3 separate regions of the Homo sapiens genome follow, and regions 1 and 2 are each linked to region 3. The links are chromatin contacts, found by Hi-C or POLR2A ChIA-PET in ENCODE. All regions are on one chromosome and are shown on one strand. The core of a region is the stretch at or near the end of the contact, and the rest is flanking DNA. Distances in the headings are between cores, read along the strand shown. Region 1 has its middle 37 kb from the start of FZD9. Region 2 overlaps TRIM50 (tripartite motif containing 50). Region 3 overlaps FKBP6 (FKBP prolyl isomerase family member 6 (inactive)).

Region 1 (3,943 bases), core at 1,083-3,582, 38 kb before region 3:
GGGGGTCTTGCCCTGCTCCTGTGTGACTAGCTCCCTACTGTAACAGAAGGCCTTCTCAACAAGGCTGCATAGCAGGGTGAGGCAGGGAGGGAGGCCAGAGAGAGGCTGTGCAGGCCAGGACCTGAGTTCTCTGTCCAAGTGAACACGAGTGTGGGGCCAGGTGTATTTATAACACAGGCCCGAACAAATGGGACCATGCCTCACATAAATCAGGCTATTTCCTTGGCAGGGGTAAAAATAGCCACATGGCATCCTGCACATGGCTGTGCGTGGAGCAGAGATGGCCCAGCCAACCCTGCACCCGCCCCCCACCCCCAACAAGGCCCCACCCGCTGGTCAAGCCCCATTTGCCCATCTGGACCAGGTTTCTTCTCCTCTCTCCTCCTCCCCCTTCTCCTCTTCCCCCTCCCCCTCCCCTCCCCCCGCCTCCTCCTCACTCTTCCCCTCCCCTTTCCCCTACTCCTCCTCCCTCTCCCACTCCCCTTCTCCTCCTCCCTCTCCCCTCCTCCTCCCCCTTCTCCTTCTCCTCCCCCTTCTCCTTCTCCTCCCCCTTCTCCTTTTCTTCCCCCTTCTCTTCCTCCAGCACCAGGCTTACTGCCTGCCCTGCGTCTCCCAAGACGGGTGCTGCCTCCCAAACTGAGCTGCTGGAGAAGAGGGGCCCGGTAGAGACGGCTGACTTGGGCTGGCTCAGGCCAGCTGCAGAGGAGACAGGACAGATCCCTGGGCAAAGTCAAGATGGAGAAACAGTCAGAGGCGGCAGCGGTTGCGGACTGTGAGGCGGAGAGACTTCAGTTGAAAGCCCCTAAAAAGCATCCGAGTGCGCTATTCGCTCCTCTGTGATCTGACAGCAGGTGAAACTGAGGCGGAAGGGAAGGGAGGAGCTCAGGGTGACCTGGAACCAGGGTTGAGCTGGGAGGAGACCCCTCTGCCGGTGTAGCCTGGGGTCTGCAGCAGGGTCATTTGGGGAGGCTCCTTATGATAAAGGCTCCAGGGCCTGCTTTGAGCCCCCCAAGACATAGACTCTCTGGGGTTGGGGCCAGAGCTACATTTTATTTTTTTAATTGATCATTTTATATTTATTTGTATTTTTTAAGAGACAGGGTCTTGCTCTGTTGCCCAGGCTGGAGTGCAGTGGTGTGATCATGGCTCACTGCAGCCTTGACCTCCTGGGCTCAAGCGATTCACCCACCTCAGCCTCCGCGGTAGCTGGGCCCACAGGTGCACATGCTGCCATGTTTAGCTAATTTTTAATTTTTTTGTAGAGACAGAGTCTTGCTATATTGCCCAGGCTGGTCTTGAACTCCTGGCCTCAAGCAATCCTCCTGCCTCAGCCTCCTGAGTAGCTGGGATTACAGGCATGAGCCACTGCATCTGGTGCAGAGCTGCATTTTTTTTTTTTTTAGACAGAGTTTTGCTCTTGTTGCCCATGCTGGAGTGCAATGGCATGATCTTGGCTCACTGCAACCTCTGCCTCCCGGGTTCAAGCAATTCTCCTGCCTCAGCCTCCTGAGTAGCTGGGGCTACAGGCATGTGCCACCATGCCTGGCTAATTTTTTTGTATTTTTAGTAAAGACGGGGTTTCACCATGTTGGCCAGGCTGGTCTTGAACTCCCAATCTCAGGTGATCCACCCGCCTCAGCCTCCCAAAGTGCTGAGATTACAGGCATGAGCTACCGTGCCTGGCCCCAGAGCTACATTTTAAACAACTCCCCATCCCCGTGCAGCTCCAAGAGCCACTGTCCCTGCCTTAAGTATCCCAGGCCCTCCCGACCTCCACTCTGATGCAGCCCCCACCAGAAGACTGGCGCCTTGGGAGGTGGGAGGCAGGACAGGGTCAAGGTGTCCCTCTGTGCCCTCCCTGCCATCCCTTCCCCTTGGGCCAGCCAGTTTTCCAGCTGTCTCTAGGTCAACAACCGTGGGAAAAAGTGACCGGGTGGAAAAGCAACCTATTTGGGGCATGATCACACTCTGCCCTGGTCACCCAGTTCTCCCGTGTCCCAGCCTCTCTCTGAAGGATCCATTCCTGGTTGGGGGTGCAGGGATGCAACCTTCCTAGGGATCAGGCCCCGGGTCAGGTCTGGGAAGGGCCGGTAGGGAAGGACCTGCTAGGGGCCATTCATAAGCACATTCATTCAATCCACACAACACGTGTTTGCAGCAGCTATTATTATCTCTGTTTTTACACACTGGAATTTGAACTGGGGTCTCTCCAACCACAACCCAGGGTCTAGATCACAGTGGAAAACTCCAAATTCCTTTTGTGTCCAAGCTCAGGACTGTCACACAGCTGCCTCCAGCGTCTCTCTCCCATAATGTCCAGGGTGTGGGCGTCCAGCCTCGGCCCAACCAGCGGGTGGCAAGGTGCCCTCTCCACCCTCTCTGGAGTCCTGGAGTCCGGCCCTCTTCCAGGGCAGTGGCCTCTGCCTGGCAGAACATCACCATGCCCTGGGCGCTGAGGGTAGAGGCTCTCGTCCTGGCAGAGGCTGCAGGCACGTAATTCATTTAATTGGACTTCAGCGGTGGTTCTGGCCACACCACACCCCAGGAGACCTCGGAGGAGTTACTCTTCTCTGAGCTTCCTTTGTGTAACTGTCAGAGCCGTTTGAACCAGAGTGACTCCACCTTGAAGAGCAGCTGGGTAAAATGAGGCTGACACTGGCTGGGCTGCATTCCCAGGCGGTTAAGGCATTCTAAGTCACAGGATGGGATAGGAGGTCGGCAAGTCCGATATCACAAGATACAGGTCCAAAGACTTTGCTGATGAGGCAGGATGCAATAAAGAAGCTGGCCAAAACCCACCAAAACCAAGATGGCGACTAAAGTGACCTCTGGCCACCCTCACTGCTCATTAATGGTAATTAAAATATATTAGCATGGCGTATAGGCACAGTGGCTCACTCCTGTAATCCCAGCACTTTAGGAGGCTGAGGCAGGTGGATCACGAGGTCAGGAGTTCAAGACTAGCCTGGCCAATATGGTGAAACCCCATCTCTACCAAAAATACAAAAATTAGCCGGGCGTGGTGGCACGCGTCTGTAGTCACAGCTACTCGGGAGGCTGAGGCAGAAGAATCGCTTGAACCCAGGAGGTGGAGATTGTAGTGAGCCGAGATCGTGCCACTGCACTCCAGCCTGGGTGACAGAGCGAGACTCCGTCTCAAAAACAAAATATATATATACACACACACACAGATATATTAGCATACAAAAGACACTCCCAACCAGCCCCATGACAGTTTACAAATGCCATGGCAATGTCCAGAAATTACACTATATGGTCTAAAAGGGGGAGGAACCGTCATTTCTGGGAATGGCCTGCCCGTGTCCTGGAAAAGTCATGAATAATCCACACCTTGTTTAGCATATGATCAAGAAATAACCATAAAAATAGCCAGTCGGCAGCCCTGGGGTTTGCTCTGCCTATGGAATAGCCATTCTGTATTAGTCTGTTTTCACACTGCTGATAAAGACATACCCAAGACTCGGTAATTTATAAAGAAAAAGAGGTTTAATGGACTCACAGTTCCACGTGGCTGGGGAGGCCTCACAATCATGGTGGAAGGTGGAAGCCATGTCTTACATGGTGGCAGGCAAGAGAGCACTTGTGTAGAGAAACTCCCCTTTATAAAACCATCAGACTTGTAAGACTTATTCACTATCATGATAACAGCATGGGAAAGACCCACCCCCATGAGTCAATTACCTCCCACCGAGTCCCTCCCAGCACATGCGGGAATTGTGGGAGTTACAATTCAAGATGAGATATGGGTGGGGACACAGACAAACCACATCACATTTTTTTATTCCTTTACTTCTCTAATAAACTTGCTTTCATTTGCTGGACTTGCTCCAATTCTTTCTTGTGCAAGGTCCAAGAACCCTCTCTTGGGCTCTGGATCTGGACCCCTTTCTGGTAACACAAACAACACTTGATGAGCACAGAA
Region 2 (4,071 bases), core at 1,544-4,043, 38 kb after region 3:
TTAATGGGAAGGAGGGAGGGAAACAGGCTGGGAGCTTATCTGTCCTTTGTGGTTAGGATCCAGCAGCCCAGCTTGGGTCCCTGTTTTAGATTTGGGCTTAATTTTGTTGTTGTTGTTGTTGAGACAGAGTCTCGCTCTGTCGCCCAGGCTGGAGCGCAGTGGTGCGATCTCGGCTCACTGCAAGCTCCGCCTCCCGGGTTCACGCCATTCTCCTGCCTCAGCCTCCCAAGTAGCTGGGACTACAGGCGCCCACCACCATGCCCGGCTAATTTTTTGTATTTTTAGTAGAGGCGGGGTTTCACCGTGTTAGCCAGGATGGTCTCGATCTCCTGACCTCGTGATCCACCCGCGTCAGCCTCCCAAAGAGTTGGGATTCCAGGTGTGAGCCACTGTACCCGGCCAGATTTGGGGTTTGATGATCCCGAGGCTCTTCTCTGTTGCAACACAGAATACAACTAAATTGCACTCCTTTATTGCCCTCTTTTAGGTGTTCCCGTTGCCTCCTGTTTATTGAGATTTTGAGATGCTCGATTGATGGGTGCATTGATTTGCATAACTTAGTTCCTCTCACGGGGAAGGAATGAGTCCCGTCTGTCTGCCTGGGGAGAGTGACATTGGAATGTCGTTCTTGGGCCGCTGTGAAATATTCTGATGCCTCGTTCTCCAGAGCAAGGACTCTGTCCGTTTATGCCAGCAAGTGCTTGATTCTTTACGCAACTCCCTTCCTGAAAGCCCCTTGCAGCTCTCTGGTGCTTGGGCACGATCCAAGCCAAAAATTCTGTATATTGCATGGGTACAAACCGACGGGGGCTCTGGTCAAATCGTGCAGTAGATGGTGGTCCAGGGGTCCCGGTTGGCACCCCCAAGGCTAGGTCAGGTTTGGGGCCCGGGCAGTCCAGGAGAAGTGCATTTATGTCAGCTTGGGGAGGTCGCAAATCCGTGCTGTGTCCAAGCCCACCAGGAATGGATTCAGGTGTTTATGGGTGTGGGGATTCACCAGGTTTAACCCAGGCCCGTGTGAGCACCACTGGCCCTAGAATTAGCCTCACCTGGCGCCGGCCTTTTTGTGATGGCTCCTGATTAAATACCCACTAATTCTGGATCTGCTGGTGACCACAGAGTTCACCTGATGGGTCCCCTACAGGCAGCATTCAATCCAGGAAGTGCCAGCATCACATGGTGACTTCTGGTAGCTGTAACGTTTAGTGACTCTCTCCATGTCATGCAGAGGGGTGACATTGAGACCCTCTTATGCCTGGGAAGTTCCTGCTGTCAATGCAGAATATTCTTTAAAAAAAAATTAGAGATGGGATCTCACTGTGTTGCCCAGGCTGGTCTCAAACTCCTATCCTCAAGTGATTCTCCCACCTTGGCCTCCTAAAATGCTGGGATTACAGGCACGAGCCATTGTGCCCAGCCTAGAATATTCCTTTTTTTTTTTTTTGAGACGGAGTTTCACTCTTGTTGCCCAGGCTGGAGTGCAATGGCGCGATCTTGGCTCACTACAACCTCTGCCTCCCAGGTTCAAGCAATTCTCCTGCCTCAGCCTCCCGAGTAGCTGGGATTACAGGCATGCACCACCACGCCTGGCTAATTTTGTATTTTTAGTAGAGACAGGGTTTCTCCATGTTGAGGCTGGTCTCGAATTCCTGACCTCAGGTGATCCACTCGCCTCGGCCTCCCAAAATGCTGGGAGTACAGGCGTGAGCCACTGCGCCCAGCCTAGAATATTCTTGAATTAATTTATCTTATTTTTTATTTTTATTTTTTTGAGACAGAGTCTCACTGTGTCACCCAGGCTGGAGTGCAGTGGCATGATCTTGGCTCACTGCAACCTCCACCTCCCAGATTCAAGCGATTCTCGTGCCTTAGCCTCCCAAGTAGCTGGGACTACAGGTGTATGCCACCACGCCTGGCTAATTTTTGTATTTTTAATAGAAATGGGGTTTCACTATGTTGGCCAGGCTAGTCTCGAACTCCTGACCTCAAGTGAAGTCCCACCTCAGTCTCCCAAAGTGCTGGAATTACAGGCGTGAGCTTCTGCGCCCAGACTATTCTCGAACAATTTAACCTGTTTTGGACTCAAGGGTACCTGGGTGGCTCTGGTTCCCGCCCTGGTTTCCCTGGGAGTGCTTGTGGCCATTGGGATACTCCCAAGAAGGTGATCCAAGGAGCTGAGAAGGGGAGGGATCAGCTGCTCATGGGGCCATGGCCTGTTGCCTCCAGGAGGAGCTCGCAGCCCTCATCTCTGAGCTGAAGCAGGAGCAGAAAAAGGTGGATGAGCTCATCGCCAAACTGGTGAACAACCGGACCCGAATCGTCGTGAGTGCCCCTTCCCTCTGCCCCTGCCTGGGACCGGCCACCTTCACTTTCCTGTAGAACTCAGTTCTCATTGGTCCTTTACAGAAAACCATGCCTTCCATATAAAGCCAGAACTCAAAGCATTCCCAGGGCGGGGTGGGGAAAGCGCAAATCCTCTCAGGGGAATTCAACCCAGTTGTCGTTAGGACTGGCTCCAAGTTGGCTTTTGCCCTCTGTGTCCTTGAGACTGAGATAACCCAGGACTTGAGTCTCAGGGGGTAAACAGCTCAAAGCATGGGCATGACTCCTCCGCCCCTGTGCCACCTGTGTCTGCTTGACCTTGCCAGCCTGTCATGGTGCCCTCCCAGTACCTGGGTGCTCAGGCGTGGAGAGGCTGGCAGCCCTGGGCCCTGGCTGATCTCCCGAAGTGAGAGGCACATGGGGCTGGGAGCCATAGTGCCCCGGCCCTGGAGGTGGCTGTGAAACAGAAACAGGAGCCGGGCAAGATCCAGGAGCACTCAGCCTCCCTCATTTACCCTCCTCACCCTTGCGCGGCAGGCGGTACCAGCCCTGCCTGGTGGAGGCGGAGCTCAGGGTTCTGCAGGGAGTTCTGGCTCCCTCACAGCAAAGCCTGCTCGCCTAGGGCCTTCCTGCTTTCCTTCAGTTGTGGAACTCTGGGATATGCACATTTAATAGCTGAAATAGGCAAAGTGGGGTGTGGTGGCGTGCATCTGTAATCCCAGCAACTCGGGAGGCTGAGGCGGGAGGATTGCTTGAGGCTGGGAGGTCAAGGCTACAGTGAGCTATGATCATGCCACTGTGCTCCAGCCTGGGCAACAGAGTGAGACCCTGTCTCTTAAAAAAAAAAATTAAAACAGGCCAAAACAGAGCCTCTCCATTTGAAACGGGAGCTGGGGTCACCCTCCCCACGGCCACCGCCAGGGCTCCCCATGCATGGGGTGAACTCCCTGCCCGGCGCCAGGCCATGCAGCCTCCCCTGAGACTCAGGTCCCAGGACCAACCCGGTCAGGAAGGCCCTGGGGACACCGAGGCCAGCCAGACAGAGCCTGGCAGCTCGGCTGTGACTCTGCAGTGACCAGCCCTCCCTGTCCCAGAATGAGTCGGATGTCTTCAGCTGGGTGATCCGCCGCGAGTTCCAGGAGCTGCACCACCTGGTGGATGAGGAGAAGGCCCGCTGCCTGGAGGGGATAGGGGGTCACACCCGTGGCCTGGTGGCCTCCCTGGACATGCAGCTGGAGCAGGCCCAGGGAACCCGGGAGCGGCTGGCCCAAGCCGAGTGTGTGCTGGAACAGTTCGGCAATGAGGACCACCACAAGTTCATCCGGGTGAGTGGACAGGGAGGCGTCCCATCCCCATACCCGCCAGGGCCTTCCCCTTCCCAACAGTGCCCTAGCTTCCCACCTTCTAGCCTTAACCTCCCTCTCTCTTGCCTTCCAGAAGTTCCACTCCATGGCCTCCAGGTAATAACCTTGGAGAGAGCTCAGCCAGGGTCTGGTGGCTGCGGGCACGGGCATCTCAGCTCCACTGGTTCCTCCATTCGGTTTAACCAGCGCCTCCCAAGCAGCTGCCCACAGCTGGCTCTATAACTGAGCCTGGGAAAAACAGAGGAAAGTCATGTCCCTGCCTTCAAGGGTCTCGTAGATGGGTGGGGAGGCAGATGGTGAACTGTGGGTACCTAGAACAGCAGAAGTTCACTCAAGCTACAGAAATACTAGAGGAGGGTAGCTCATGCCTGCAATCCCAGTACTT
Region 3 (3,842 bases), core at 458-2,957:
GAGAAGGACCCATGGCCTGGATGGGTCCCTTTCCCAGCCCTTCGCCGCTGGGTTATATCTGAAATGCTCTGAAGTGTTTTTGGGGTGGCGGGAGGCAGGCAGTGAAGAGAGTACAAGCAATGGGCAGCCTTCCCAAAAGAGGAGCCAGGAAATCCCGGAGCTGGAAGCTTGGAAATTCAAGGAAGACAGTGTCTTGGGGAGGAGGAAGTTTCAGAGTAGTAAAGTCAGGTCCGATCGGGACAAAGAAATGCCTGCTGGATCCCATGGCCCGAGCAGATCAGCAGCGAGATGGGACGGCAGCGGGGCAAGGAGTCACTGGCTGAGAGTGGAGAAGCCAGTGTAGACGGCACCCTTGAGGAAGGAGGGTGACCAAGGTCAGGGAGGCTAATGAGAGGGGACACGGGGTCGAGAAAGGCTTCGGGGCAGTGTGGGCACTGTGGGGGAGACCTGGAGGCACAGCTGTGGGTACTCATGGAGGCTGAGAGGTGGGGCAGAACAGGGGAGGGGAGCCTCCTGCCTCAGCCCCATGAGGGAGCGTGGGACCCTGGGAAAGGCTCAGAGACGCCTGTGTGGGGCAGAAAGCCCGGGGTGTCGGGGTACGGGAGGGTGAGGTGGCCTCAGGGCTGTGTGGGGCAGGGAGCCCAGGGTGTTGGGGTGCAGGAGGGTGAGGTGGCATCAGGCCTGTGTGGGGCAGGGAGCCCGGGGTGTTGGGGTGCAGGAGGGTGAGATGGCCTCAGGCCTGTGTGGGGCAGGGAGCCCGGGGTGTCGGGGTGCAGGAGGGTGAGGTGGTCTCAGGGCTGTGTGGGGCAGGGGGCCCGGGGTGTCGGGGTACAGGAGGGTGAGGTGGCCTCAGGGTCGTGTGGGGCAGGGAGCCCGGGGTGTCGGGGCGCAGGAGGGTGAGGTGGCCTCAGGGCTGTGTGGGACAAGGATCCCGGGGTGTCGGGGTATGGGAGGGTGAAGTAGCTTCAACTTTCCATTAAGCTGCTGGCATCAGCTCCCCACACTGGGAGCGGGCTTAGGGAACCCCAAGCCTGGTGTGCAGCGTTTCGTTATCAGGTGAATCAGAACCGCTGGCTCCAGAGCTTGAGCCCCAGCCCCACTGGCAAATGGCCTCCCCCTGCCCACCTGGGGACTCTGGAAGCTTAGCTGAGTCCACGCAATTCACTTATACTGGATCTTGCAAGGACAAGGAAGTGTTTTATTTATTTACAACAAAAACATTTGTAACATAATTCTGTCTTCAAAACAGAGAACCCTACAAAATACACAAAGCAATCTCTATTGGTGTTGACTCAGGGACATTCGCAGCCGGAAGCAGGGCTGGGACTGGGAGGGAAGCCAAGGACTAATTCCGTCTAAAAAAACAAGAAACTGCCTTAAAAAAAGTAGCAGTGTTCTACTTGTCAGTAGCTGCGCTTTCCCCTCCCTTCTGTTACGAACACGGAAAACAGAAAACAGCACCTGTGAAAACACGTTTCAGCCGCGTCCATGAGAGATGCGGCCACAGGACATTCCAGCCCCTGCTCCTGGAAGGTGGCTGCCACGGCTGCGCTGGGAGCTCCCTTCCACTCCCCCAATGATGGAGAACCACAGCTCTCTCCCCTCGTTGGTAGGTGAAGAACCTGGGAATCAAACAGCCATTAAAAACATCTCAGGACTCAGCAGCTGCCACACGACGTCACAGTCACATGTGCTGAGGGCTAGCAGCTGAGGTCAGGGAAGGGCATGGCCGGTGACCACACAGGAGCCAAGAGACAGATGCCATCACCGTGTGGCCCTACTAGATGGGCTCTGGGAAACTTTTTTTTTTTTTTTTGAGACAGAGCCTTACTCTGTCACCCAGCTGGAGTGCAGTAGCACAGGCTCTGCTCACTGCAACCTCTGCCTCCCGGGTTCAAGTGATTCTCCTGCTTCAGCCTCCTGAGTAGCTGGGATTACAGGCACGCACCACCACGCCTGGATACTTTTTTTTGCATTTTTAGTAGAGACAGGATTTCGTCATGTTGGCCAGGCTGGTCTCGAATTCCTGACCTCAAGTGATCTGCCTGCCTCGGCCTCTCAAAGTGCTGGGATTACAGGCGTGAGCTACCCTTTCCCTTCTCTTTCCTCCCTACCCCAATACAACCAAAGGAGCCAGCACCTGAGAGAGGGAAGAGGAGGTGGGGTGTCAGGAACAGACCCCTTTCCAGTCAGACTTCCAGAACCACAGGCAACGGGACAGAAGTAAGTAAAGACTGAGGTGGTGCCAGGCGCATTGGCTCACACCTGTAATCAAAGCAGTTTGGGAGGCTGAGGCGGGCGGATCACTTGACATCAGTAGTTCGAGACCAGCCTAGCCAACATGATTAAACCCCATCTCTACTAAAAATACAAAAATTAGCCAGGCGTGGTGGCTGGTGCCTGTAATCCCAGCTACTTGGGAGACTAAGGCAAGGAGAATTGCTTATACCCGGGAGGCAGAGGTTGCAGTGAGCCAAGATCGCCTGAGTGACAGAGTGAGACTCCGTCTCAAAAAAAAAAAAAAAAAAAAAAACCAAACCAAACAAAAACAAACAAACATTTCCATAACATGATAAGAAAAAAATACAGCTCAGCCAAAGTCAGCATGGTGTTTAACGGTGGAGCGAGCAGCAGCTCCATTACGGTCATGAGGCACACCCATCGCTACTGTTCTAGAAGCATGCACCGCACCATCAGGCTCTGAATAAGACATGAGAGGAGGGCCAGGCACAGTGGCTCATGCCTGTAATCCCAGCACTTTGGGAGGCCAAGCTGGGGGGGATCACCTGAGGTCAGGAGTTCAAAATCAGCCTGGCCAACATGGTGAAACCTCGTTTCTACTAAAAATACAAAAATTAGCTGGGCGTGGTGGCAGGCACCTGTAATCCCAGCTACTCGGGAGGCTGAGGCAGGAGAATCGCTTGAACCCAGGAGGCAGAGGTTGCAGTGAGCCGAGATCACGCCACTGTACTCCAGCCTGGGTGACAAGAGTGAAACTCTGTCTTGTGAGGGGAAACAAAAAAGATACAAGAGGAGAAGACAAAATGACCATTACCGGCATATGGTATCACATACCTGATGCATGCAGTGAAACTGCTGATAGAACTCACAGAATTAATGACAGAGTTATCAAAAATAACTTAAAAACATCAGAAAGGTGTTTGGTTATAGAGAAACAATTAGGCAATTTACAGAAAGGCCACCTCAGTCTGGAAACATGTGAACAGAGACCTGGTCAGGGAACTGCTAATGCTAGTAATGAGATCCTATTTGAGATACACCAACCTGGCAAATATTAAAAAGTCTAGCAATCCAAATGATGGCAAAGCGACGGAATGGAATCTCTCAGACACTACCAAGAACAAACTGGTACAGCCACTGGAGAGGTCAGTTTAGCATGACCTAGTTCAGGCAAAGACACACCCATCACAACCAGTGATAGGACTTTGACTGTCACAGGAAAGTCAGGCGTGAGGATAGCTCCATGACCATGTTTCTGTGTGTCTATCTAATCTCTACCTACCTACCTGCCTACTAATCACTGTGAAAACCATTTCCATATCCTGACAGGATGGAATGCTATCCAGCCACTTCTTAAAAACGACGTAGTTCTCTTTGTGTTAACTTAGAAAACACTCAAAATGCAATAAAAATATATTCTAGTACAAAATGTATAATTCTTTTTGTGGACAAGTTACATATACACTCACTTTTTTTTTTTTTTTTTTTTTTTTTTTGAGACAGAGTCTTGCTCTGTCGCCCAGGCTGGAGTGCAGTGGCACGATCTCTGCTGTCTGCAAGCTCCGCCTCCCGGGTTCAAGCCACTTCCTTGCCTCAGCCTC

Evidence for each region. A loop is a pair of places that touch in the nucleus more often than their neighbours do. ChIA-PET counts read pairs that join two places held with the same protein, here RNA polymerase II (POLR2A). Pooled maps may share reads with other maps.
Region 1: a loop to region 3 is called in a map of gastrocnemius medialis, with 4 times the contacts of the local background. The contact joins two enhancer-like sites. A Hi-C loop is called at or near these places in 7 of 168 maps with a recorded cell type or tissue (GM23248, IMR-90, adrenal gland and 3 more) and 3 of 50 pooled maps. POLR2A ChIA-PET finds 5 or more read pairs at or near these places in 5 of 52 experiments (Caco-2, H1, HepG2 and 2 more).
Region 2: a loop to region 3 is called in a map of mammary epithelial cell, with 5 times the contacts of the local background. The contact joins two enhancer-like sites. A Hi-C loop is called at or near these places in 2 of 168 maps with a recorded cell type or tissue (heart left ventricle and mammary epithelial cell), 1 of 37 single-sample maps with no recorded cell type and 1 of 50 pooled maps. POLR2A ChIA-PET finds 5 or more read pairs at or near these places in 9 of 52 experiments (GM12878, HEK293, HepG2 and 6 more).

The regions. Positions count from the first base shown.
Region 1 is chr7:73,394,365-73,398,307 of GRCh38, reverse strand. No RefSeq gene overlaps it. Among named protein-coding and RNA genes, the nearest start is that of FZD9, 37 kb to the left of the region's middle. RefSeq lists enhancers at 1,919-2,419, 2,420-2,920. Within about 2 kb of position 2,332, at least 4 of the 41 ENCODE cell types and tissues checked have a DNase peak (open chromatin) inside an H3K27ac peak, as active enhancers do; they include gastrocnemius medialis and psoas muscle, where a contact is called at or near this core.
Region 2 is chr7:73,318,398-73,322,468 of GRCh38, reverse strand. It overlaps TRIM50 (tripartite motif containing 50), which reads left to right. Exons shown (of 7, transcript NM_178125.3): 3 at 2,227-2,322; 4 at 3,417-3,647; 5 at 3,760-3,782. Among named protein-coding and RNA genes, the nearest start is that of TRIM50, 7.6 kb to the left of the region's middle. RefSeq lists enhancers at 2,139-3,031, 3,032-3,925. Within about 2 kb of position 2,793, at least 5 of the 41 ENCODE cell types and tissues checked have a DNase peak (open chromatin) inside an H3K27ac peak, as active enhancers do.
Region 3 is chr7:73,355,961-73,359,802 of GRCh38, reverse strand. FKBP6 (FKBP prolyl isomerase family member 6 (inactive)) reads right to left here. Exons shown (of 9, transcript NM_003602.5): 9 at 1,178-1,622. Among named protein-coding and RNA genes, the nearest start is that of FKBP6, 30 kb to the right of the region's middle. Within about 2 kb of position 1,707, at least 15 of the 41 ENCODE cell types and tissues checked have a DNase peak (open chromatin) inside an H3K27ac peak, as active enhancers do; they include gastrocnemius medialis and psoas muscle, where a contact is called at or near this core.